Linked DNA regions of Mus musculus: region 2 is linked to region 1. A link is a loop called in an ENCODE intact Hi-C map of the cell type or tissue named here. Cell type or tissue: left cerebral cortex. All regions are shown on one strand. Each heading gives the region's core, and the rest is flanking DNA. Links, peaks and the distances in the headings are about the cores only. Region 1 holds the start of Cd47 (CD47 antigen (Rh-related antigen, integrin-associated signal transducer)). Region 2 overlaps Cd47 (CD47 antigen (Rh-related antigen, integrin-associated signal transducer)).

Region 1 (8,672 bases), core at 2,316-7,315:
GGTGAAAGCAGAAGCAGCGCCTACACCGGGAGAGCAGGGAGGAGGAGTTGGACTGAGGTTGGGCGGCTCCGAGGTCCAGGGCGAGCTTGGCCAGAGGGAGTAGAGAGCAGCGGGGCTGCGCAGGGACGCGTGCCGTGAGTTCCGGTGAGCGTGTGTGTCCCATGCTCCCGTCTTTCAGGCCGGCCCAGGACACGAAGCCGGAAGAGAGCTGGCTGGAGGGACGGGGGCCGTGAGCAGAGAGTGCAACCCGCGCAGCCCCGGGGACAGGCTGATTCTTGGCGCTCTCCGCCGGAGCCTGCCCAGGGCTGGGTGTGAGGCTGGCGTCACGTCAACGAGCAGAGGCGGCCAGGCGGGGCGGAGTGCGCGTGCGCGGGGCGGCGAGCACGCGCGCGCGCGCACCCCCGGGCAGCCTGGGCGGCCGCTCCTGCCTGTCACTGCTGCGGCGCTGCTGGTCGGTCGTTTCCCTTGAAGGCAGCAGCGGAGGCGGCGGCTGCTCCAGACACCTGCGGCGGCGACCCCCCGGCGGCGCGGAGATGTGGCCCTTGGCGGCGGCGCTGTTGCTGGGCTCCTGCTGCTGCGGTGAGTGGCTCGGGGATCCCGGCTCTCAGGCTGGTGCGCAGCACCCAGGCGCCCCCGCAGGAGTGTGGGCTGCACCCCCGCCGGCCAGGCGGCGCCCGGAGGAGAGCAGAGAGAAGAGGAGAGGGGTGGCGGGATGCGCGGGCCCTGCGCACCCGGAGCGCCACTGTGGGAGGGCCCGGCGGGGCATCGGCGCCCCTGCCTCCTCCCTCTGCTCTCCTTCCCTAGTCCCTTTCCCCCCCGGGGAGAGCGGGCTGAAGCTCCTCACTCTCCAGTGCGCACACGTAGGAAGAACTGGGAACAACCGCAACTGTGCAAAACCCCAACTGCAAAGAAAGCGAGGGGGCAGCTGCCGCCCCCCCCATCCCCTCCTCTTGCACCCCTCTCCTTTCTCAGAGCTTTCACGCAGCATTTGGGGTTGAAGGACTAGAGTGGGAGGCCCGGGCCTCTTGTGATGAAGTGCGCATTTTGGTGAAGTCGACCAGAAAGGCTTTTTGCCCTACCGCGTAAGCACTGGAGCAGAGAGAACACGGTGGACCCAAGTTTTATTTCCCACCCAGCTTTTATCGAAGCTTTTTTTTTCTTTCCCTCCCTCTGACCGCGTATTTTTGTGGTTGTTGTTTTGAATCCTCAAAACAAGCTTCCTGGAAACACTTCTCGTGACACCCCCGCTACCCCCCTCCCTTGCCAGCACTTTAATATATTCCTTATTGTAGATTAAAGTTTTTTTTTTCCCTCTTCCTTGGAGCAAACGTATTTTAAGATTTGCCCAGATATTGCCAGTGGTCTAAAGACAGTAATTGCCAGGGATGCACCTCCTCTTTTGTAAAGTATTTTGCTGTTTATGAACGCGTACCTCCTTTGTAAAAAGCCGAGGGAAGAATAGGAATTTTTGTGACCATATACCGCCCGGCAAGCTTCATATCTGCAGATTCCTCTGCGAACTTTTGGTAAGAATCGGAACAGACTTGCAGCAGGATAACAGCAAATGTTAAATTTGTCTTAGGATGGATGCTAAATTAATTGAACCTTAAACTGATGGTTAACCTCACAATGCCTTATAAAGGCCAGTGTTTGGGATCTATTTCCAAGATGCCCTTAATACCCTGCCCACCACTTCCCTCTCCCAATCATCCTGGGTGTTGTAGCTGATAATAATAAAGACCTGTGTTATCTAAATTGTTGGTATTGGATGTTTTCTGATTTTAGTCGTTTTTACTGTGCTTGTTACCATCGTTATCATTATAACACTGTTTTCAAATACCTGTTGTATAATCAGAGAGCTTTCATATTGAGCCAGATACAAATCTGTTATAAAATGCTACTGATTCAGACCATGGACAGTGAATCTTGTTTGTCTGAAGAGTGAAAAGTCTAAGCCATATATTATGTTTTTTTTTAAGCCTAATTCTCAAGTAGACTAAAAAGCAAAATTATTAGAATTGTAGTTTTGGTGATAGGAATTGTGGTAGGCCTTTGTTAGCGATAATTATGATCACATTCATTAATGCTCATTTTGTACAATGTTAGTACATTTGGTTCTATAAGGAGTTGCAAAATTCAGAACTTTCACTATTTTTATTGTGTTTGCTATTGACTAGGAAAGAAAAACAAACCCAAAATACAGGCATTATGGTTTGGGGTCGTTAGATGTTTGTAAATCAGCAATTGATAATGTTTGTCAAAGATAAGATGGACTTTTGTTTGTGTATCATATGTAGGTTCGAAAGAACACACATGAAAGCATGCTAACAGTCTCAGAACACAAGCAGTAGGGAACCTGGAGACTGGATTTAGCATCTAGCATGAGATGAAAGTCACGGATTTTTAAGGTTCATTTGTGCTGAAGTTCGATTCTGTTTTCAGTTTCATTTATAATGAAATGGGTAACCAGGGGCCATGTCCTTGTAATCTTCACAGTTTCACTGACCTCTGTGGTAAAGGGGGAGTGGGGTGGGGTTCCAACACCCTCTTCAGCCAATTACAGCGGAGTGCAGCCCCATGTAACCCTTTAGAAGATGTGGAATGAATGTCTGTATTCCTTCCCAGCATGTCCAGTTATACTTCCTTTAAAGGCATAGCAGTTTCCAGGGTAGTCACCAACTAGTAAATAAAACCTTAAATAAATAATATCAGTTGTATATGTGAACCATTAAAATTTTTTTTTGATGGTTGAGTTATTTTTCTTTGTTCAGAGTGACTTTTAAAAGTCAGGCATGCACGTGATTAAATTAAAAAATGTTTTTATTATCTAAATATAGCAGTAATTTAGCTGCTCGCATAAGAAGGTTTTCGTTTCTCCTGAAGAATAGATTGTTTTAAAGCACACGTTGCCAGTTTAAAGGAATGAACGCTTCTGTATGCGTCCTTGTTTGTGGGGCTGCATCAGCAGTCTGGAACTGCATGCTTTTGTACTGCATTAAATGTCTAAGGTGGCATACTTCTGCTGTCTTCTTGGTTTGGCAGATGGCTTATCTTCATCATGGAAGTGCTAATGAAAGTGTGGAAGGCCAAGTTCTAAAGGCAGAAGTGCCCACCCCCTCCATTGATATATGTTCTGAATACAAAGTCATCAGAATTCGTGGCTTTACTTTCAGCAGCCTTCTTTCTGTGCTCTCATGTATGGGAAGTTTTACCTGTCTTCCAGGCTTTTGCTGTCATAGCTTTTTATATCAAACACAAAAGTCTACATTTTTATAGCTTGTGCCTCAGTCTAATGAAACCCGTACCCGATTATAAAGTTACTTTCACTTTGCATATGAGTGCAGTAACTCTTTGGAAAGAATAGGAATAAGGTTGTCGATTCAATTTTGCTAAACTCAGTATAGTGCAAAAATAGGAACCAGAGCACTCAGCAGAAGTTCTCACTTCCCCAGACCAGTGGTTCCCAACCTTCCCAATGCTGCGGCCCTTTAATACAGTTCCTCGTGTTGTGGTGACCCCACAACCATAAAATTACTTTTGTTGCTACATACTAACTGTAATTATGCTGCTGTTATGAGTCATAATGTAAATATCTGATATGCAGAATATTTGATATGTGAGTCTGGGAACGGATCCTTCAAAAAGGACCATTCAATCCTGCTCCCCCCCCCCCAAAAGGGGTTGCCACCCACAGGTTGAGAACCATAGCTCTAGAAAAGACTACAGACGTGGAGTTTCCCTCTTGGTGGCTGGTTGCATGGAATTGAAACAGAAATGAAAGGCTCCGCCCTTGTCTGAATATTTCATTCCACACCCATGAAGCATTGCACAACAAGAGCTGGAATTTCTTCAAGCTTCCATCTTTAAGGTTTAGGTCAAGAGAGTCCAAGTGGAAGAAAGAAAAATTACTCTTCTTTTTCAGCAAGTGTGAGCTCAAGTTACAGCCTGGACTGGAGCACTCTACAATACTCTTAAAGGCATAGAGACACATTTCAAACTTGTGTGTCTCTTAGTAACTTACTGTGTGGTTTATTGAAGGAAAACATGTTTATCTTTCAGTGGCACTTGGTATACTTCAGTTCATGATAAGGTCATGCTTCAGGATATAACTGACTTTAGAACATCTCTAACCTCTGTAATTCTAGGTTGACTAGTTTTGTTCTTATAAGGACTCTTTAGAGCCAGCAAATGTAGCAGAATGGCTTTGAATCACACTGAATTAAGCTGTGGACTCCCCACTGGGCCCCTGACCTTTAGTTGACCATCTCCCAAGGGAAGCTTGGACCTTCCATCTTCAGACATAACTTACTTTTAGTCCCAAACCCAAGTTCTTTATGCCAGAAGCCATTCTAAGGGATTCTAGCTGTAGGGCACCTCTCTGCCAGCAGGTGTCTGCCTCAGTCACTCCAACAGCTCTTGAGGTTCCTCAAGCCATGCATGGAACATCACCCCAAGCTGATAATGGTGAGGAAGCGTTTGACTTCTCAGCTGCCCTCCCAACACTTCCAGGTTTATAGTCAGCACTTCTCACTCTCCTCCTTCAGCCTGCTCCAGAAGAACGCCATTCACTTGTCCAAGGGAATGACAGCCAGTCTACCCCTCATATCTATCACCCCGGAAACCTGCTCCCAGACTCAGCCTTGTCATGGAGATCTTGCCCTGGCCATTGACTCCTTCCCCAGAGCTTACCACTCTTACCAAGTTTTACCTCATAATTGAAAAGAAGCCCCAGAAGATCCAAACAATTCTTGCCCTTGTCCTCGCCTCCATACCCACTTGTTGAACATTTTTCTCTGCTCTCAGACTCTGTGAGGTCTTTTTAAAGCATCACTACTGCAGCCTTCTGTCACCTCCCTCCTGAGTGCAAGTTCCACGTGGTCCCACCTGGCTGATGACATCGTTATGTAGAGAGAAGCTGCTTTTCAGTCCACGGTTGGATTTTTACTGTTTGACATAAGCTTTGGAATCGCTATTGTCCACGTGAACCCTAACCCTGCCTTGGAGTCGGCCATATCACCTTGGCGGTTTGTTTTGTTTGCTTCGCTTGCTTCTCTCACTTCGTTTTCTTCCTCAACTTACTCTTTGAGAATTATTTCCATGAATATTGACGCTCCCAAGCTTTTGTTCTCTGCTGTTTGCTGTACAAGGACCCTGCGGTCAATCTTCTTTATACTGACAGTTTCAACTACCAGCGATGTTCCTGCTGATTCCTGAGTCTTTATAGCTCTGACCTTTCCTCTGAGATCCAAAGTCATATATCTGGGGATCTACTGGACATGGCCACTTCATTGTACTACTGGCGTTTTTAATGATCAGGCTGAAACATTGAAAGGATAACTTCCCTGAATCTTCAGCCTCCTTTCCATATAATTAATCTACAACCAGCTAGTTTCACAGACTATTTTAGTTTCCAATTTTCGTTTTTCCTTTTTTATCTCCCTCACCTCCCACATGTGACTTCTGTTGATTTTGCTGCTTTGATTTTTAATGCCATTTTTAGGTCTTCTTCCTCCTTGTCGTTTACCTGGACTGTTTCAGGTTCTTAATGGGTCTTTCTTCTCCACTCTTGCCCTCAAGTCCCCTTTTGTGCTGCTGTGAAATGCTGTCTTTCTTAGAGTAAACCTGAGTTGAACCTTCTATTGTCAAGTCTAAACTGCTCAGCGTGACATTCAAGGAACACTTTGCAGATTGTCTCAGCCATCTTTCCAATCTCCTTTCCTAGAGCTTACCTGAGGAGATTTCTGCTTTCGGTTATTTTTTCCCTTCTCTACATATTGTGTAGGTAGTTTAAGTAATGTGTGTGTTCTTTCCAACACGATGTCTCCTTCTAAGGCCATTCCTAAGCACATTTATGTAGCTTTCTTTTCTTTTCTTTTTCTTTTTTGAGGAATTTTTCTATCCATGTATGCAGTTGACTTGAGATTTTTCTGTTATAATATGCAGCTTTGCAAGTCCAAAGCAGAGTGATAAAAGTATTGGGGACTCACCTGATATATGAAGAGTGATTCCTCTGCCTAATGACTTGTAAACCTCTCTCTCTCTCTCTCTCTCTCTCTCTCTCTCTCTCTCTCTCGTGGTTTTTTTTTTTTTGGATTTTTTTAAAAAAAAATGTTTGCTTTAACGTTTACACTCACAAGAAATGTATAGAATCCTTTCTGAATGCTTGCACAAACTCTTAGGATACTAGTGAAGTCATCTTCCTACCTTTCTAAGAGTAACCAGAAAGAGACTTAATGCAGTGTGAGAATTTACATAGTGAGCAAGGACAGTAGAGTAAGAAAGGACAATAGAGAGATGGTTGATAATGGGTAATGGAATGGAATTAGCATCTCAATGATGCTCAGACCAGAGAACAGCACACTAGACCTGCATCTTTAGTAAGTAGTGGTTAAGTGTGTGAAAGGTGGTACAGTGAGAGCTTCATGTTCACATTCTCATTAAATCTTCACAAAATCTCCTGTATGCATTGTAGATGAGGACACTCAAGTACAGAGGTTAAGCAACTTGCCTAAGGTTCTACAACTATGATGTGGGGTCTGGCTCTAAGGTGTGTGTACTCTTAACCACAGCACGTTCTCTATGGCCAGAGAAGGAGGTGGCCCTCCCTATGCTGGGGATCAGTTAGTGCTAAGCCATGTTTATAGGAGCACATCTGCCTATCCATGGGGGGTGGGGTGGGGGTTGCAGGAAGGTCATTGGGATGGGAGACTGGTTTGGAAATGAGAATACAAGATATAAGGCAGGGAAGGATCTCAGAGGACCTTGTTTGTTTCCTGTGCTAATGTCCTGAGAAATTGGCTTTTTGAGAATGGGGGTGATGGGGTTCCACTGGTCAGTGGAGGACACATTTGCATTTAGAACAGTTATTTTGCGGACTATGGAAAAGGCACTGTTGGCATGGAACAGTGTGGAAGACTGAGGCAGGGAGCCAGCCAGTTTGGAAATCTTGACAATGGTTCAAGGGATAAGGGTGAGGATATAATTCATTCATTCAACAGGCTTTGGATTTAGAAACTGCTGGTTAGCTTAGCCTAACAAGAATTTCTGTGGCTAGAGAAAGAGAAAGGAATCTAGAATAATATATGGGTCCAAGTCTGATTACTGGTAGATAATTGTAAATATTTTTGGGAAGGTGAAGATTGAGACACGTAGTGTTATATAGTTTGGGGAACTTCGTTAATTTTTTAGTAACTCTCCCTGAAATGCATAACAGACAATTGATTAAAGTCCCCAGTTTAGAGGAAAGGTGGGGTCTAGTTCAGCAAGAAAATGTTCTGATTGTTAAAAGTATGGGAATGAGGAGGGATGGATGGTAAGAGGTTGTTGACCATGAAACCTTTGTCTTAGTGATTGATTTTTTTTCCTGTACAGAGACACGATGACTGTTTATTTGGGAGCTTGCTTAACAGTTAAAGAGGGGGACTCCATCATCATGGTGGAGAGCATAATAGCAGAATTCAGGCAGGGTACTGGGACAGAAGCTGATAACTTACATGTTGGCACCAGGAGGAAGAGAGAGCGTCAACTGGGATGGTTTAGGTTTTTGAAACCTCAGAGCCCATCCTAGTGACATACCTCCAATAAGGCAACCCCTTCTAATCCTTCCCAAACAGTTCTATCAACTAGGGACCAAGCGTTCAAACACAGGAGATTATGAAGCCATTCTCATTAAAACTCATCACAACTTAGGAACACTGATATGTAGTATGAACCAAGGACTAGGTTTAAAAAGTTAGGACAAGGTGGAGAAAACAGGTATACTAGAGGTAGAAGAACAAAGTTAACAAAAAAAAAAAAAAAAAAAAAAGGAGGAGCGGCTCCCTGGCTCAAGAACTGTAGAGAAATCAAGACAAAATGAAGCATGTGAATTGGGTTATTCATAAGAGGTAGTGATTTGGATAAGAGCTGGAGCAATGGTGTAGTAATAGTGAGCAGAGTGGAGTCCTGTTGACATAGTCTGGGAGTGCACAGAGGTCAAGAAATGCACATAGACCATTAGGATGCTGGGTAAGAGAAATGCACATAGACCATTGATTGTCTTAGGATGCTGGGTAAGAGACATGAGTATGCAGGCTTTTTAAAGTTTGGTGGATATACAGTTATTAAAAGATGATTTAAAACACACCATAAATGGACTAAGGGGATGTAGAGGCTGGCAGGCCATGAGTCCTCTAGATGATGCACAAGAGTCAGCAATGGAAGCAAGCTCAGCGTAAAGAACTCATTTCTGGAAGGGAGAGTAAAAACCCATGGATAGTTGAGGCTGTGGGTAAGATTGTGTGGGAAGTGTTTTAAGCCTCAGGCTTCCTGGGAGGACTCAATGTGAGTAGGGAGAGAGGGCACAAGCTGGGAAGCAGAAGGGGAATTGTCTCAGAGCCATTAAAAGGGGAGAAATTTTACATGGGATGTGTGAAAACATTAGGGGCCCAGATGAGCAGTGATGACCTGACAACCTCCTGTTCTTCAGGAGCAATGCAAATTTCCTCAGGAACCTGCTAGACAGGTTGATTTTCTGCCCTCCATAGCACTGCTGGTGCTGAAAGAGCTACACGTGTGGCCTTGTGTTGTATAACCTGCTTACGATCCCCCAGGACAATTCTAAGCGACTAAAGATAACTCCCACTCTTTTATTTTTATTTTTCATTATCATACCCATCCCTCTATCCTGTCAG
Region 2 (8,672 bases), core at 2,457-7,456, 48 kb after region 1:
GGTTTTCTGCTTTGGCAGCTTTCTTAGCTCCATGCTGTACCCTGAGATCTAGTCTTTTAAAAAAGAGACTTCCATTGATCTAGCTTCATTCCTCAAGTCCTGAGTCCAAAGTATGTGTGTCTTCAGCAATAGGGTGTTATCTGCCATTTTGAGGGGTAACCAAGGGCCATGCCAGTAGCCTATATTGTTTGGGAAGTCCTTGAACTCCCCTGACCAACAACTTGAAAGGTTTCTCATGCTTTGTAGTAGGGTTTTTGGTTCATGGTCTATTGCTTTTGGGGGCAGTATTGTCACCCCAAGTAGCATGACTTCATTTAAATTACATGTGTATGTATATATGTAAACACACAATTGTAATAAACATAAAATAATGACTCTTAATTTTCTAAAATCTTTATTGTTATTGGCCGTTATTTATCTTTTGAAATATTCATATATGTATACAATGTGTGCTGATCATATAGACCTCCAACTGTTTCCCTCCAACTCTCTCTGGGACCCATTAACCCATTTTCCTTCTGACTCCATGTGTTCCTTTTTTAATCACTTAAAATTATTATTATTATTATTATTATTATTATTATTATTATTATTATTATTATTGATAGTCTTCCTAGTCCAGTTAATTCTGACCACATGTGTGTGGCAGTATTTTTGCCAATAATCATAATGATGATAATGATAGTCTCCTGAGACCAATTAGTGGAGCCACATCCCCAGGGAAAACTGATTTCTCTCTCCCTCAGCAGCCATAATCTGCCAATAGCTCATTATCTAGAGATAGAGGTCCTATGAGTCGTCCTCCAACCATGCTGTAATTTTGGTTGGCCAGATCTTGTACAGTTCTTGTGTAACCAACTGCATCTGCTATGAGATGGATGTGTCTGTGAATGACTTCATGTCCTGAAGGCAGCGTTTCTTAGCTCTCCTTCCACCCTCCAGGTCATTCAGTTCAGTCTTCCGAGACGCTCACTGGGCCATGGGTGGAGACAGAGGGTCATCTATGGCTGAGCATCCGGTCACTGACTGACTCTCAGCACTTTGGCTCCTGATGAGTCTGCCTTCACCACTAACAATTGCAAACGGAAACCTCTCTGAGCAAGGTTGAGAGCAGCATAAATCTGGCTTCCCCCGTGACTCTCAGTAGAACACCGTTTTTTTTTTTTTCTATTTTTGAATTTGTGCACACACTACTGTGCTTTCTCAGTCTTTTATCACTGAATGTGTCCTTCGACATTCTCATACAGGTGTTTATAGAATACATTCTGATTACTGTCACCCTCCATGTGGCCTTTCCTCAGCACCCCATCAACCCACTCTCCTCCCTGCAAATCTCGTTGCTGTATTCATGAGATACAGCATGGAACTCTTTGTGTTTTAAGACTCAATGGGTTTAACCAGGGCCATCTAAGTGACCATGAGTTTGGAATGGTCTACTGGAGCCCGACAGGCTCATGAGTATTTATTCAGCTGAGGGAATGCCTCTCCAGGGCTCAGAATCTTTCCTTAGCCATTTCTTTGATGGAAGGGATCCAGGCCTCTTGGGTCCCCCTCCCCCCCCATCAGCACCTGGCTTCTGACAGGCCCAGTCTTGTTGAGGTGTACTGCAGGCAAGTGTAATTGCGTTGGGTTCATGGTTAGAATGTGTGTAGCATGCCCAGAAGATAGCAGTCATGTAGCTCTGGTTTCTGTCGTCCACCCCTTATCTTCCTTCTGCCCTTTCTTCCCCAGTGTTCCCTGGGCCTCAATGGGGGATGGGGTAACTGCCTCATTTATAGCTGAGCACTTACTTCTCCCTGTTACTTGAGTTCAGTTTACGTAACTTAAGAATGACTGCATTTTTCTCCCAATCTCCTGCCTAACTGTGTGATACACTCCATAGCTGCTTCTTTCTTCATTCCCACCACTCCAAATTCTTCCTTGCCTACTTTCTCTCTTCTTTTGAAACCTGTCCCTCCTATCCCTATGTTTCTAGTTGTTTGTAATTTAACCTCTTCTAATTCTAGTGGTAATGTGATGTGTATGTCTGGCCTGGTGGCTGCACTTTTCCAGTTTGAGAAAGCCTGGTCTTCATTAGCGTTAGACGCTTGCTGAGTCTGCACGGGCAGGGTAGGGGAACTTGGCTGTCTTGGGCGTGCCTCTGTGTGCTAGCCAGTTGGGTTTCTGTGGAATCCTATAAGCCCTAACACTGTTTCTCGGCAGTCCAGAATGACTGGGAAATTACTCTGCATTGCTCCTGCCTTAAAACTACATTGTGTATTCCGCTGTGGCTCTCGGAGTGCTTACACTGTTTAAAAAACCTGGAAGCTTGGAGTTCTCAAACTGAGATGGGTGGGGTAGGAAATTGTGCCTAGGAAAAGAATCCTGAGTTGTTGAGAGACTATTTCTGGTCACGTTTTCCTGTTCTTGGGACACAGGCTATGTGTTAAGACCTGCTTTCCTTGCTCTCTATGGCTCCCTGAACTGGTTTTACAAGGAAGTTTTCTTTTCTTTTTTCTTGTCTTTTTTTAAAACCAGTCTAATGTTGTTCTTTTCCCTCTTGTCATTTAGTTCCTGCCCTCTATTATTGCATCTTCATTAGCTAATCTGTGCAGAAGCAGTAAAGGTTGCAACTCAAAACACCAGGGAGGAATACACAGAGGGAGGAGCCCTGGTTTGGTTTGAAACTACCAATCTGGGGTAGCTCTAAGCTCGAGGGAGGGAGGGAGGGAGGGGGCGTTGAAGGGCTCATGCTTTGTTGTAGCGTGCTAGCTGCCTAGAGCTTTGAGGACTGGGAATATGAGAGAAAGGAAGAAAAGGCTGCTCAGTTCGGAACAAGGAGAGTGTGTTGAGAGAGGGGAAGTCACTCGTTGCCCTATTCTGGCCATCCCAGCTGGGAAGGAGAAAGAGATGGTACCCTGGTAACAGTGAGTAGTTGACAGCCTCTCTTCAACATGAGGTATGACAGGTATCTGACATGAGAGAGGCATGTGCACATGAGTGAGTCTATTTTTTTTTATTTGCTGTAGGCATCTCTTTGCTTTTCTCCTGTCAATGCATTTAATCAAGAGTCCTCTGTAGTTTTCAAGTAGACCATCAAAGCTACAACTCCTGCACTGGAGTCTCTAGTACCTTCTGGCTTTAGTCCTGAACATGTATGTTATCTTAAAATTAAGTATTATATTGCTTTATGTATCTTATTGGTTGCATTTATGCTTTTATTTATACCAGCTTCCAACCAGAGGACTATCCAACCTCCTAGGGTAAGTCCAAGTTTATGAAATTAATTAAAAGCAGTTGTTTGGTGGATTAAAATGAGGGGTTGGAACATTGGACTGTTTGGTTCTATGCTTAATGTGACATCAAATTAAGGCAATGCTGAAGTCATTTCAGGGCCTGTGTATGAATAGGTCTGTTTGTGTCATAAGATTTACCTTGAGGCATTTAAGTACTGATGAGACAGAAGTGTCCCTGTAAGTTTGTACTCCCTATGTAGATGCAGAATCTATGAGGGGGAATATAATTATCTCTTCCATCAGCAGGAAGCTGATTCCACTGTGTCTCCCCATCTGTTGGATTTGTGTGATGTGAGTTTATAGAGTGACAGTTTTGAGCACGACATTAAGGAAGAAAAGTTTGTGTTAAATTGACTTCCTTAAAAAGTATAGTCTGTAAGGTATATGTTGTTGAAGAGATCCATTCCAAATAATGACCTACGATTTTATCAGCATTTTTCCTTCCTAAAGGTTTTATTGTATTTGAATACCTCCATAAGGTCTTTGGGAAAATTCTAAGAAAAAGATCAAATTCAGGAGGAAATGTATGAGAAAAAAAATTACTGTATAAACTCACCATGGTGACAGACCTGAGAGTTCTTACATGGAATTAAGATCTGAAGTGGGAGTATATTGGACTCAGCTTCCTGTCCACAGTGACTGGCAGATAACTCTGGCAGCCTCTAAGGACACGCCCAAAGGGCGGGCTTGGGAGAATGTGTTAATTCACCTCTGCCTCTTATTCTGAGGAGACTGGTGACACAGCTGTGTTAGCCACAAGCAGCTAACAGTTCTCCTAGAGCCGCTTAGAGATAACCTAAGCAATGGACCGTTAAATCCTACCAATTTTCTTGCTGTTACTGAGTTCAATTTGCATGATGTGAAAATGATTCTGCTTTGCTACCATCTCTTATTTAACTGTGTTTTCTATCTGTTACTGCAATTTGCATGTTTGTACATTAATACTTTTATAAGAATTTCTTGAACTGAGAATGGTGGGTGGAGTAGGGAATTATTCACAGAAAAAAATACTAAGAGAATAAGGCAGCTATTATTAAACTATTAACTAGCCTTGGGAAGCTTTGTTTCATTAGCTTTTGCTGTCTCATTTTGCTTTTAGACCATAGGATTCTCCACTTATAATACAAGTTCAATGATAGTGTAAGTTTTAGCATAAAACACATAAAGTAATGTACATTTTCTATAAATATATTTTAAATATTTTCCAGAAAGCTGTAGAGGAACCCCTTAACGGTATGTGATCATTATAAGTCTGGGTCTATTAGCAGATCGTAATTTGAACTGATCCTCAAAGACGTTAGAATGCCCACCAATCCCTTGGGAAGAATCCAGTTTGGGAGTTTTGTTTGTTTGCTTGCTTTTTTTGTTCATATGTTTTCTGGCCTTGATCTCTCAATACTTTCTTGATTCTTCATCAGAAATTGGCAGTGTTGCTTTTGTAATGTTCTCACTGTCCCGTGCTATACTGAGTGACATTTGGGCAAGGGGACCATTGAGCCTTTTTTTTTTTTTTTTTTTACTGGACAAGATGAAGTGTCACACCCTCAGTAAAGAATCATCCCTGTGGCTTCTGATTTCTAGAAAAATCCAGGCTGCCACTATGGAGTGATACCAAAATGTGTCACTTACTTTCTATGTAAATCTAGATCTGTATTCCCCAGAAAGTCTGTTTGCTTTTGTGGGTGCTGTGGGTGTGAGCTTTGCAATGAATGATAGCCTCAAATGAGTCTAGCTGTCTAGTTAAGGGATACTTGGCATTGTGTTGTTGGCATATCTGTTTATGTTGAGATTATTTCTAACTGTGAAATCTTACTAACTTGCCTTCTGACTAATTGCCTGCTTGTTACTAATCCTCAGCATTTAAAGAGTCAAAAGGAATGATGAATGACGGTAAGTATTAAGTTTGCATGTGATTGTGCCCTGGTTGATGCATGGACAGATGAGTTTTAGAGCTCACCCATGGTTGTGCACTGGTTGACACACATGGATGTTTACAAAGGAAGCAGAGAGCTTTCTTGAAATTACAACTTTTTTTAAAGAAAATGACAGGGACATTGTCAATCATGAATGTCCCAGTTTCTTGGTGTTTCCATCTTAGATCTAGCTTGGTGTTGTGTTCTTTTTTTTTTTTTTTTTTTTTTTTTTTTACCTGTGACAGTGTCATTTTTTCTGTAGGTAGATAAAGAACATAGCTCGTAGGGTCTCATGGATGGGAACCTCCTGGTTCCTCAGCGGCTATGTTTGGTGCACATATTTCAGGCCATGCACCTGTTGACTGAGTGTTTAAAACTCCTTGCATAAGGAGTGTAGATATCCTGGCATATGTTTGTCTCACCTTGATGGAGTTGTATACTTGTGGAGAGATTTTGTTGCATTTCACACTGGGGGTGATATATCTACTTTTCCATGCAGAAACTTAGTCCCAACCATGTGGGAAAGGATTAGAGAGAAAAAGACTTCTCTACACACCCCAGCTTTCCCCTCTTTTCTGAACTCCAGATCAACAGCAAACACATGTTTCCTGAATATGACCTATGCATGTGCTTGTTAATACTTCCCAAAGAAGTCCGTAATAGTCTATGATTCTCCAGCCCCATTGGCATTTAGTAATTCCATTTGTAATTACATTCTATTTTCAAAAAACGTCTTCATGCCGTCAGTACTTGCAACCCATCCTTTTCTCACGGAGGCTTTGCTTTATATTTTACTGCTGTAAAGCCTGTGACCTGCCTGTTCACCTCCCTAACAAAGAGTTGCAGGTAACCGAGGAGGCCTTCTTCCCTAGAGCACAATTAACTTCTGCATAAGATTAAAAACACTTCGATCATGTGTTGGCTGAGCTAAATTTAACGCAGGCTCTGGCTTGACGGGAAGTCCAGAATGGTCCCATGGTTACAGGCTTTTGTCGTAGCTTTGAAATGTGTGTTTTGCTACACAAGCTGCTGCTACCTAAAAATATTGTTGTAGTGGGAACAAGTGTACACCGTGCCAGGGTTCCTGGCGTGGCTTTACCGTGTTTACCCTCTGTGTTTTGTTTCTCAGCTATTGTGGTCTTTCTTCTACCTACCACAGTGTCAGGTTTCTGTGAGTGGATTATAAATAAATAAGTAAACTTTTCTCCATTTGCAGAAAACCAGTGGGAAAACTTTCACTGCCTCTTTGTTAATTATCTTTAAAATGTGACTTTTTTTTTAAGTCACTGTTTCAAGAGATGTCATAAAGAACTGTTTGTTACTTTGGTTTTTTTAGTTCTTTGTGTAGCACATGAGGTGGTCTGTGAGGACCTTGAAAAGGCCCTGAATTTTGTCCATGTTTAGCTGATCACAGTTTGTTTTTTGTTTGTTTGTTTGTTTTGTTTTGTTTTGTTTTTTGTTTTTGTTTTTTGTTTTTTGAGACAGGGTTTCTCTGTGTAACTCTGGCTGTCCTGGAACTCACTCTGTAGACCAGGCTGGCCTCGAACTCAGAAATCCGCCTGCCTCTGCCTCCCGAGTGCTGGGATTAAAGGCGTGCGCCACCACGCCGGGCGACACAGTTTGGTTTTTAAATGCTTGTTACGGGCTGTGTCTTCTGATGTCCACCCTGGACTCACGGCGTACAGATCACCCTGAACAAAGTTCAGGGCACCTTCCCAAGAACTTCCTCTTTACCTATGCCGGATCACAAGTCTGTTTCACTTATATTAACCGAATGCTGTAAACCTAAAGTGAACATGGTAGAATATTATTCTTGGATCAATAACTTCTGCTTTGAAAAATCAACATCTCATGCCTTGTATTGAGCTTACCCAGCAAACCAAGGTTATCAGTCTGTGTTGATTTTATTTTCCCATGCCATTGGCATTTTACTTACCAAACTGAAAAGGCTAATGATTTGCCTGATTTCTGTCTGTGACCTTTACAGATACATTTTCATTATTTTTGATAGAATATCTCAAACAGTTTCAAGCTTTAGCAACAAGTCATGTCTCAATGCATAGGAAGTGGACGTGAGTAGTGACGAAATGTTGATGTTTCTGTTTTCCAGAATAGGTGAAGGGAAGTGACGGACTGTAACTTGGAAGTCAGAAATGGAAGAATACAGTTGTCTAAGCACCAGGTCTTCACGACTCACAGCTGGAAGGAACAGACAACAGTAACTGACTTCCATCCAGGAAAACATGTCACATAAATGATTACTAAGTTTATATTCAAAGCAGCTGTACTTTACATAATAAAAAAAATATGATGTGCTGTGTAACCAATTGGAATCCCATTTTTCTATTGTTTCTACTCAACTAGGGGCAAACGTTTCAGGGGCAACTTCCAAGAATGATGCTTGTTAGATCCTAGAGTCTCTGAACACTGAGTTTAAATTGATTCCGAGTGAGACTCGCCAAGCACTAACCTGAGGGTTAGTTACCCAGAGATACCTATGAAAAACAGTGGTATCCAGCAAGCCTTAGTAAACTCAGGTTGCCAGCAGCTTTGCCACTTCCGCTGCTAGCTGAATAACAAGACTGCCACTTCTGGGTCATAGTGATAGAGACTGAAGTAGAAAAACGAATGTGGTTGGGCAAATCCCGTGTGGCCCCTCTGTGTGCTATGATATTGATGGCACTGGTGTCTTCATTCTTGGGGGTTGCCATCATTCACACACACCCCTTTGACATACAGTGCACCCCAGTTTTGAATACATTTTTTTTGCACCCTGTCCCGTTCTGCTACTTTGATTTGCGTTATGATATATATATATATATATAATACCTTTTCTCCTCTTTAAACATGGTCCTGTGACACAATAGTCAGTTGCAGAAAGGAGCCAGACTTATTCGCAAAGCACTGTGCTCAAACTCTTCAGAAAAAAAGGAAAAAAAAAAAAAGCTATAGTTGTAACATATGTATTCCAGACCTCTGGTTTAAAGGCAAAAGAAAAAAAATCTACAGTGTTTCTTCTCATGTTTTCTGATCGGAGGCATGACAAAGCAAGACTGAAATCTGAACTGTGTCTCCTGCATGGCAACACGTGTCTCCGTCAGGCCCTCGCAAGGCCCGGGGAGGGGGTTCTACGCCTCTTGTCTCTTTGTTGCATGCTGAACACTCATCGCCTTCCTACTGTATCCTGCCTCCTGCAGCCTCCCTCTTCCTCCTCCTCTTCCTCTTCCTCCTCTTCCTCCTCCTCCTCCTCTTCCTCCAAGTTTGAAAGGTCAAACAAAACTACCACATTCCCTACCCAGTTAGAAGAAAACCACCGTCCTGACAGTTGTGATCGCATGGAGTACTTTTAGATTATTAGCACCTGTTTTTACCTCGTTTGTGGGCGTGTTTGTATGTGCACATGTATGAAGTCGGCACATGCACCTTCTGTATGGGCAGAGGCGTGGCATCTACAGAAGAGCAGATGCCAACTTTGTGCTTTTAG

Evidence for each region. Hi-C counts contacts between places; a loop is a spot of excess contacts. Peaks named below come from ENCODE experiments on the same cell type or tissue, not always from the same donor. Only the 100,000 strongest peaks of a DNase experiment are listed, where the experiment ranks them.
Region 2: it touches region 1 in a loop (2.3-fold over the local background); 9 of 42 quality-filtered maps call a loop at or near these places.

What each region holds. Positions count from the first base shown.
Region 1 is chr16:49,855,254-49,863,925 of GRCm38, forward strand. Cd47 (CD47 antigen (Rh-related antigen, integrin-associated signal transducer)) reads left to right here and starts at 408. Exons shown (of 9, transcript NM_001368415.1): 1 at 408-579. The coding sequence starts at 534. In left cerebral cortex, for the core only: a CTCF peak has its summit at 4,391 (motif pointing right); DNase peaks (open chromatin) are centred at 2,468, 3,100, 3,440, 3,783 and 2 more places; H3K4me3 peaks cover 1,663 bases; H3K27ac peaks cover 1,548 bases.
Region 2 is chr16:49,903,571-49,912,242 of GRCm38, forward strand. It overlaps Cd47 (CD47 antigen (Rh-related antigen, integrin-associated signal transducer)), which reads left to right. Exons shown (of 9, transcript NM_001368415.1): 8 at 3,211-3,242; 9 at 7,299-8,672. The coding sequence ends at 7,307. Among named protein-coding and RNA genes, the nearest start is that of Gm19723, 48 kb to the right of the region's middle. In left cerebral cortex, for the core only: no CTCF peak of the experiment used is centred there; DNase peaks (open chromatin) are centred at 4,986 and 6,176.